3 separate regions of the Homo sapiens genome follow, and all the other regions are linked to region 3. A link is a loop called in an ENCODE intact Hi-C map of the cell type or tissue named here. Cell type or tissue: heart right ventricle. All regions are shown on one strand.

What was found. A loop is a pair of places that touch in the nucleus more often than their neighbours do. Peaks named below come from ENCODE experiments on the same cell type or tissue, not always from the same donor. Only the 100,000 strongest peaks of a DNase experiment are listed, where the experiment ranks them.
Region 1: a loop joins it to region 3, with 2.5 times the contacts of the local background. A loop is called at or near these places in 28 of 110 quality-filtered maps.
Region 2: a loop joins it to region 3, with 2.3 times the contacts of the local background. A loop is called at or near these places in 7 of 110 quality-filtered maps.

What each region holds. Positions count from the first base shown.
Region 1 is chrX:68,840,762-68,843,261 of GRCh38, forward strand. It overlaps EFNB1 (ephrin B1), which reads left to right. Exons shown (of 5, transcript NM_004429.5): 5 at 1-1,399. Among named protein-coding and RNA genes, the nearest start is that of EFNB1, 13 kb to the left of the region's middle. In heart right ventricle, no CTCF peak of the experiment used is centred here; a DNase peak (open chromatin) is centred at 1,055.
Region 2 is chrX:68,996,787-68,999,286 of GRCh38, forward strand. No RefSeq gene overlaps it. Among named protein-coding and RNA genes, the nearest start is that of PJA1, 170 kb to the right of the region's middle. In heart right ventricle, no CTCF peak of the experiment used is centred here; a DNase peak (open chromatin) is centred at 1,345; H3K4me3 peaks cover 107 bases; H3K27ac peaks cover 1,272 bases.
Region 3 is chrX:68,894,270-68,896,769 of GRCh38, forward strand. No RefSeq gene overlaps it. Among named protein-coding and RNA genes, the nearest start is that of EFNB1, 66 kb to the left of the region's middle. RefSeq lists enhancers at 529-1,042, 1,043-1,554. In heart right ventricle, no CTCF peak of the experiment used is centred here; DNase peaks (open chromatin) are centred at 502, 942 and 1,282; H3K4me3 peaks cover 1,166 bases; H3K27ac peaks cover 2,500 bases.

The DNA of each region.
Region 1 (2,500 bases), 54 kb before region 3:
GTTTTGTAGTTTCTTGGCTTTTATAATCCCCCTTTTTCCCTGCCCCCTGGGCTTCGGAGGGGGGTGCTTGTGCCCCTAACCCCCATGCTCTTGTGCCTTCCCCCTCTGGCCAGGCCTCTGGGCTCCGTGGGGGCGCCCCTTCTTGGAAGGCAGGGCTGGACACTGATGGACAGCAGGCAGGGAGACAGTCCCCTGGCCCTGCCCCTCCCTCGCCCCCCTTGCCACCTTCCCAGGACTGCTTGTCCGCTATCATCACTGTTTTTAATGCTTTTGTGTTCATTTTTTAGCTGTCAACTCATTTTCATCTGTTTTTTGAAGAAAAATGGAAAAATGTAAAAGGCAGCCCCTCCCCAGGCTTTGTGAGCCTGGCCCAAGCCAGTACAAGAGGGCCTGGGGCACGATGTGGTCAGCCAGGAAGCATAGGATGCCATTTCTTTTATAGATTCCTTGGTATTTCTGGTGGGGTAAGGGGCAGGCCAGGGCTGTTCACGCCCATGAGGGAAGAGGAAAGTGCCACTGGGCAAGGTGTCCCACCCTCCCCTCCTGACCCTCCTACGAGGCTTATCCTGGCAATGGGGTAGTCACTGCCACCCTTCCACACACACACACACACACACACACACAAAAAAAAATCCCTTCCTTGTGGGATTCTTGGGCATCTCCTGCCTCCCTCACTCTCACGGTAATTAATGTCTTAATTGGCTGTTGCCTGGGGAACAGGAGAGCTGCTGCAGGCAGATGACCTCATGGGGGGTGGAGGGAGGTGAGGTGCCCAGGTGGCTATTTGCCCTGCAGAGCTGGGAGTTTCACCCCCACCCCCCACCCTGTTCTCTCCTTACCTTTGGCATCCTTTGGCCTGGTGGGGAAACAGAGGCCCAGGGTGGAGACCTAAGCGGGTATAAGACCAGGTGGCCTGCTCCTTTTCTGGGCCCTAGCACAGGTGGGTAACCCCCACCCAACCCAGCTCCTGCTGCTGTCCCAGTCTTGGGCTGGGGCCTGGAAAGAGGAAGAGGCTGCCTGGGGCTGGGCCAGCCCGCTGTGCACTTTGACCCCAGTTCCTTGCCAGCACGGCTGCTAACAGACTGCCACTTGAGTGCGCCTTGCAGGCACTCCCAGAGCAGCCATGGAAGGAGCTGGCCCTCACACCATCCACCTCCACACTGCCTCCTGGCCAGCTGCCCACCCCAGTGCCAGGTGGGAGAGGGAGCAGAACAGCCAGCCCCTTCCAGGTGGCAGTCGGAAGGGTTTTTGTTTTTGTTTCTGTTGCCATTTGTGTAAATACTAGTCTTTTTGGAAAAAAAATAATGTAAAGATGTTTTGTATAAACTCTGAATTATTTTCTTGTTGCTTTTTTCTTAGAAAAAAATGAGAACTAAAAAAAAAAAATTAACCACATGGAGAAATGGGTGTAAAATGGTGTCGTGATGTTGGGAAATGGAGAGTGAGAGTTGTGTGCGTGCGTGTGTGGTGGGGGTGTGTGTGTGTGCGCTTTCCTGTGCTCAAACCACTGGTGACTGGGGCAGGTACGGGCAGATGATGGCTATCCTAGTGGAGCAAGATGTTTTAATGCCCTATGACCCTCCTGCCACTCCCCTCACCCCAGGTTTTTCTGCTCTCTTGTTCTGCTGTCATGGAGCCTGAGACCATTTCCCCTGTTCATCCTGTCACCTCTGTGGCATAGGCCACGGGCATCTGCCCAGTCTGGCACAGGCCCAGTTAGAGAGGGTTAATGGAGGAGGGGATGTTCCCATGGGGACCTGGGTGTGTCCACAAAGTACTGCCACCACCTAGCTGGGGCTAGATCTGGGACCTGCTGGCAGGCCCAGCCCTGCCCTGCCTCAGGACGCCTGGAGGTGGATAGAAATAACTTCCCAAGATCTGAACTTCAGCTGCAGCCTACTGGGTATTGGGCCTGCTTCAGGCTGCCCAGTTCACCTCTCAGCCAGAAGAATCTTGCTTCTGAGCTGGGCCACACCACAGCCACCACCATGGCATAGTTGGGGGCTTCTGGCCAGCAGTCGATACCCTCAAGCTAGAGCAGCCTTGAGCACCCGGTCTACCTCCCACAGGCTGATGAGTAACTTGCTCAAGTCAAAGAGTGTGGTGAGGGCCCTGAAGAGGGTTTGGCCTCCATCCCACAGCGGAGAGGCAGACTGGCAGGGCCTGGAGCCTTCCTGCTCCAGCCTGGAGCCGCCTGCTGGTCTTGTGGGGGGACTCCCTGTGGAGACGGCTAAGACAGATGTCAGGGGAAGAGGACAAGTGAGATCCAGCAGCTAAAAATGGGGTAGAAGGCAGCAGAGGAAAGAGGAAGAAGAAGGAGAGAGAGAGTGATCCAGAGTAGGAAGCCCCAGAGAATTAGCCAAGGTGCCACCCGGGCTATGAGGGAAGTGGGGAGCTGGTGGAGAAGAAAGGGGGCGGAAAGCCACAGGGCCTGCAGGCGGAGGGAAGGAAGGTTGGGCTAGTGTAGGGCTGGGCCTGGCTGGGGTGCTCCTGGAGCCAG
Region 2 (2,500 bases), 100 kb after region 3:
AGAGGCAGGGTGAAGCCTAACATCATGCAGCTAGAAAGTGGAAGAGCGATAATTGACCCCAGGTCTGTCCTACTCCAAGGCCCTGGCTTTGGAAGCAATATAGCAAAGTGAGGGGTTAAGAGTCTTGGCTCTAAGGCCGGGCGCGGTGGCTCACGCCTGTAATACCAGCAGTTTGGGAGGCCAAGGCAGGCAGATCACCTGAGGTCAGGAGTTCGAGACCAGGCTGGCCAACATGGCAAAACCCCGTCTCTACTAAAAATACAAAAATTAGCCGAACGTGGTGGCACACGCCTGTAATCCCAGCTACTCGGGAAGCTGAGGCAGAAGAATCACTTGAACCCAAGAGGTAGAGGTTGCATTGAGCTGAGATCACACCACTGCACTCCAACCTGGGCAATAGAGCAAGACTCTGTCTTAAAAAAAGAGTCTAGGCTCTGGTGTACGGCTACCTGGCTTTGATTCTACCACCTGTTCCCTGCCAGCTGTGTGATCTTGGGCAAGTTACTTCACCTCCCATAGCCCCAGTTTCCTTGTCTGTAAAGTGAGGCTAATGATGGTATGTACTCTTAAGATTGTTATGAGGATTAAATGAGTTGATATGTGGAAAGTGTCTAGAACAGTGCCTGGTATACCATATACAATAATCCATCCCTGATAAGTGTTTTATGAGTGTTTTACCACTGTCCTCCATGGGCTCCCTTAGATGAAGGAGTGGAGAGAGGCAAGAGAGCTGGGTTTGGGAAATACAGGGCAGAGGGTCGCTCCAATCCCTGTAGAATTTAAGTCCTCCCACATTTGGACAATAGTATCAGGCGTCTTCCAGCAGGGAGCCCGAGTGACCCAGCAATTGCACTTCTGGGAATTCATCCTAAGGAAATAATGGGTCAAGAGAGCAAAGATGTATGTACCAGGATGTTCATTGCCATGGTGTCTATTATAGTGAAAAACAGCTTGCTTACATGAATTATGGCATATTCATACACAGTCACCATTAAAAACAACAATGTGGCTTTTTCAGTCCTGACAAGGAAAGAGATCCCTGATCTAGTTGTTAAGGAAAGAAATGCAGGTAGGCAGTGCCGGGGAGAGGAGGTCTTGGAGCATCAGGGCTAGAGAAGGGAACCCATTCATATTTCTGAAGCACCCCATAATGATTTACTATGAGCCTTCACTACTTTTCTAATTAAAAGAAAACAAGCAACAAAATTATTTCCATTTTGAAAACATAATCTCACAGTCTCAGAACCTCCAGCTGGAAAGTAGTCATCTGCATGAGGCCGCTGAGGATTTCCCTGGACAGGAGAGAACTTCCCACTTGGGAGCAGGCCCAGAATTTCTTCTCCCTCCCAGCCCTTCTCCCTGCCAAGAAGCAAGGGTGGAGGGGGGGCGGTGGGGGAGCAAAAAGGCCTGGTGGAGTCAGACAAACCTGGCTTTTGCTGCTAAAACAAAGTTTCAATACTACTGGCCAACATGACCTTCCTCATTCATTCATTCATTCATTCATTCATTCATTTGACAAATATTTATTGAGCACCAACTATGTGCCTAGACTAAGTGATGAGAACACAGCAGTAAGTGAAATAGACAAAAATCCTTGCTCTCATGGAGCTCCCATTTTAGTGAAGGCAGACAGACAGTAAGCAGGACAGATACTATGGGGAGTCTATGGGATGGTGAGAAGCACTATGGAGAAAAAGAAAACAACAAGTGAGAAGGGTGAATATGGTGCCAGGGTGGAGGAGCAATGCAAAATAGAGTGTAAGGGAAGGCCTCCCTGAACAAGTGAAATGGAAGTAAACACCTAGAGCAGGTGGAGAAAGCCATGTGGAGAATTTGGAGGAAGAGCACTCCAAGCAGAGGGAATAACCAAGTGCAATGGCCTTGAGGCGGGAGGGGTGTTTGGTGTATTAAAGTAGAAAAAAGAGGCCAAGCAGGCTGAAGCGGGAATACTGAAGGGGAGAGGAGGAGTAGATTAATTTCAAGAGGAAACAAGTGTGAAAGTAGATGGGACTTGGTAAGCCATGCTAAGGCTTTGGCGTTTACCCTGACTGCCATGTGGGGCCAAGGGCAGGGTTTTGAGCAACAGAAGTGACAAGGGCTAAACCTAAGCAGGTTGTAACAGGATCACTTTAGCTGCTGTCCTGAAAACAGACGGAAGTGGGAAGGGCCAAAGAGGGAAGCAGGGGACCAATTAGGAGGCTAAGACAGTAATCCAGGTGAGAGGTGGTAGGTGCCTCACACCAGAGTGGCAGTGAAGGTGGAGAGAGCTAATTGCTACCATAGTCGCTTTCTATTCTATTCTTTCTGCTCTAGTCTGCTTTATTTCTATTCTCCCCCAACTTCACAATGAGCTGTGGCAACCACTCTTCTACAGTAAGAATAAGACGTTCAGCATGTCCCAATATAGAAATACTTTTCTTAGCCCAGCTCCACCTCAACCTGCTGCCAGGTCCCTGCCTGCTCTTGAAGCCTAGGCTTAGACTGTCATCTCTGTGAAGGC
Region 3 (2,500 bases):
CCTGGGCTGGTGGTGGCGGGGCACAGGCCAACAGTGGTGGGAGGGGAGGGAGCCCAGCAGGGCCTGAGCCCTGGTACAGCACCACCCCTGGCTCTGAGAAGGGCTCAGAGGCAGAAGCGCAGCCAGGCCTGACCCGGAGAGGGCACCGCCAGCTGGAGGCTTGCTGCTGGGCCGAGACACTCCCGAACAGATGAGCCTCTCTATGTCCGGACGCCTTCCTGCCAGCCTTGCTCAGTGGACCTAGGGATTCTCCTTTGACAAACGTGGAAACCGAGAGGCTGCAGAGCTACTGAAGAGCCGGGGCAGGATTTGAATCCTGGCTGTGCTTCGTCCTTAGCCCGGCAGCCCGGGGAACCGGAAGGAAGGCTCAGGGTTCTAAGCCCAAGTCGCCCCGGCCAGGCTGGCACAGGGCAGCCCGGGGAACCGGAAGGAAGGCTCAGGGTTCTAAGCCTAAGTCGCCCCGGCCAGGCTGGCACAGGGCAGGGCTGAGCGCGGGAAGTGCTGGCGCAGGCTGCCGGGAGGGAGAGCTGTGTGTGTTTCCGTGTCTTTTTGTGGGCGTGTGTATGCCTGCGCGTTTCTGTATGTGTCTCTCCCGGCGGCTGTTCTGCTTCCTCAGCAAGCCTTTCCCTCCCCCCTCCACTTCGTTTTTCTTTCTTCTTCTCCTTATTCCTCATTGTCGTCTTCTTTTTTTTAATGAGTCTTAATTAGCGTCGAGTTCCTCCTCCCGCTCCCTACCCGCCCCCCTCTCCGCCCCTGCCCTCCCTTCCCTCCTCTCCCTCCTCCCCGAGGTACAGGCCAAGCGATCTGACAAATGCACTTGAGAACAAAGCGCCAGGCTAATTCGGGGCCTGCTCAGGAAGCAGGAGCTGAGCTGAGATAATGGGTCTGAAATAGCCCAGCATGATTATGCTTCCTCAGCCTGTGGCCAGGCGGGTGCAGGCTCAGGCGGGCAGGCAGGCAGGCAGTCGGCGGGCGGGCGGACGGGCGGGCGCCGGACGCCACTCGCCCAGGGTGGTGAGGGCCATGCTTCTGCACCCACGCCGGCCCTCCTCTGGCCTTCGCAGGAGCTGCTATCCCTCAGAGAGTCCGGTAGTCCCCAGTGGGGATGGTCCAAGGGTCAGCCAGAATCACACACTCAACCACAGTTACCCGACAGGTTGATGGCAAAGCTGAGTCACGAATCCAAGCAGCCAGGCTCCCTGACTTCAGTTCTCCTTGCTCGGTCATGCTGTCCCCAGCCTAGCTCAGTGGGAGGGGAGTGGGACAGGTGATTCAGAGCAGGGCTTGGGCCTCCTTAGCTCAGGCTTCTCTAGGAAGACAGAGCCCCCCAGGATGGCCAGAGAAGGAGGGGTCACAGATTGCTCTGGTATGCCAAGCAAGACAGGATGTTGGCATGGTGCCCACCAGAGAGATGGGTCAGATGTAACTTGTATACTTTTTGCCTTGCCTTCCTGGAGCTTGTCCAGAGCCTGAGACCAGACTGAGAGAGGAACAGTAAGGACCCAGGACGAGCAGAAATCGCCCTCCATAGGGCACTGCACCCATCCCACCTCCCTGCCCCCGCTGCTCATGCCTTCATCCCTATCCCAGACATGGCCTGGGGCCCAGCAATGAGACTAGTCATGGACCTTTACTCCCTGACCCAACTGTCAAGTTCACTGGCCTCCCAGACCCCAGGAACGAGTGACCTGTATGTGAACATGTGTCCCTTTTGCTTCATTCATCCACCCAATATGCATTTCTTAAGACCCTCCCAGTTCCAGGCTCAGTGCCAGGCCCTGGGGACTCAGAGGCAAACCAGACATAGTCTCTGCTCTCAGGGGCCCTTAGTGTGGTGGGGGTGACAGAGCAACCGAGAGATATAGTGCAGTGTGATCTGTGTGGTGACAGTTGGAATTCAAGAAGCCATGGGAGCAGAGAGGATGCCAGGGCAGGGGGTCAGGAAAGGCTTCACAGAGGAGGTGACATTTGAACTAGGCTTAAAAGATAAATAGGGCTCTGCCAGGGTAAAGATGGAGAGGGCTAGAGATTTGCTTCCTTCAAGGCGCAAGGGAACTGGGATGTGAAAGTGCTAAACAAGGCCGGGTGCGGTGGCTCACACCTGTAATCCCAGCACTTTGGGAGGCTGAGGCGGGCGGATCACAAGGTCAGGAGATCGAGACCATCCTGGTTAACACGGTGAAACCCCGTCTCTACTAAAAATACAAAAAAATTAGCCTGGCGTGGTGGCGGGCACCTGTAGTCCCAGCTACTCGGGAGGCTGAGGCAGGAGAATGGCATGGACCTGGGAGGCAGAGCTTGCAGTGAGCCGAGATCATGCCACTGCACTCCAGCCTGGCAACAGAACGACACTCCATCTCAAAAAAAAAAAAAAAAAAAAAAAAAAAAGGTGCTAAACAAATGTGTGCTGGTATTCTAAGGATTATTTACAACTTGAGATCCTGGGGCTGGAAAAAGGCAGAGGAACAGGAAGTGCTGGGCCGGGCAAATGGTCTGGGCT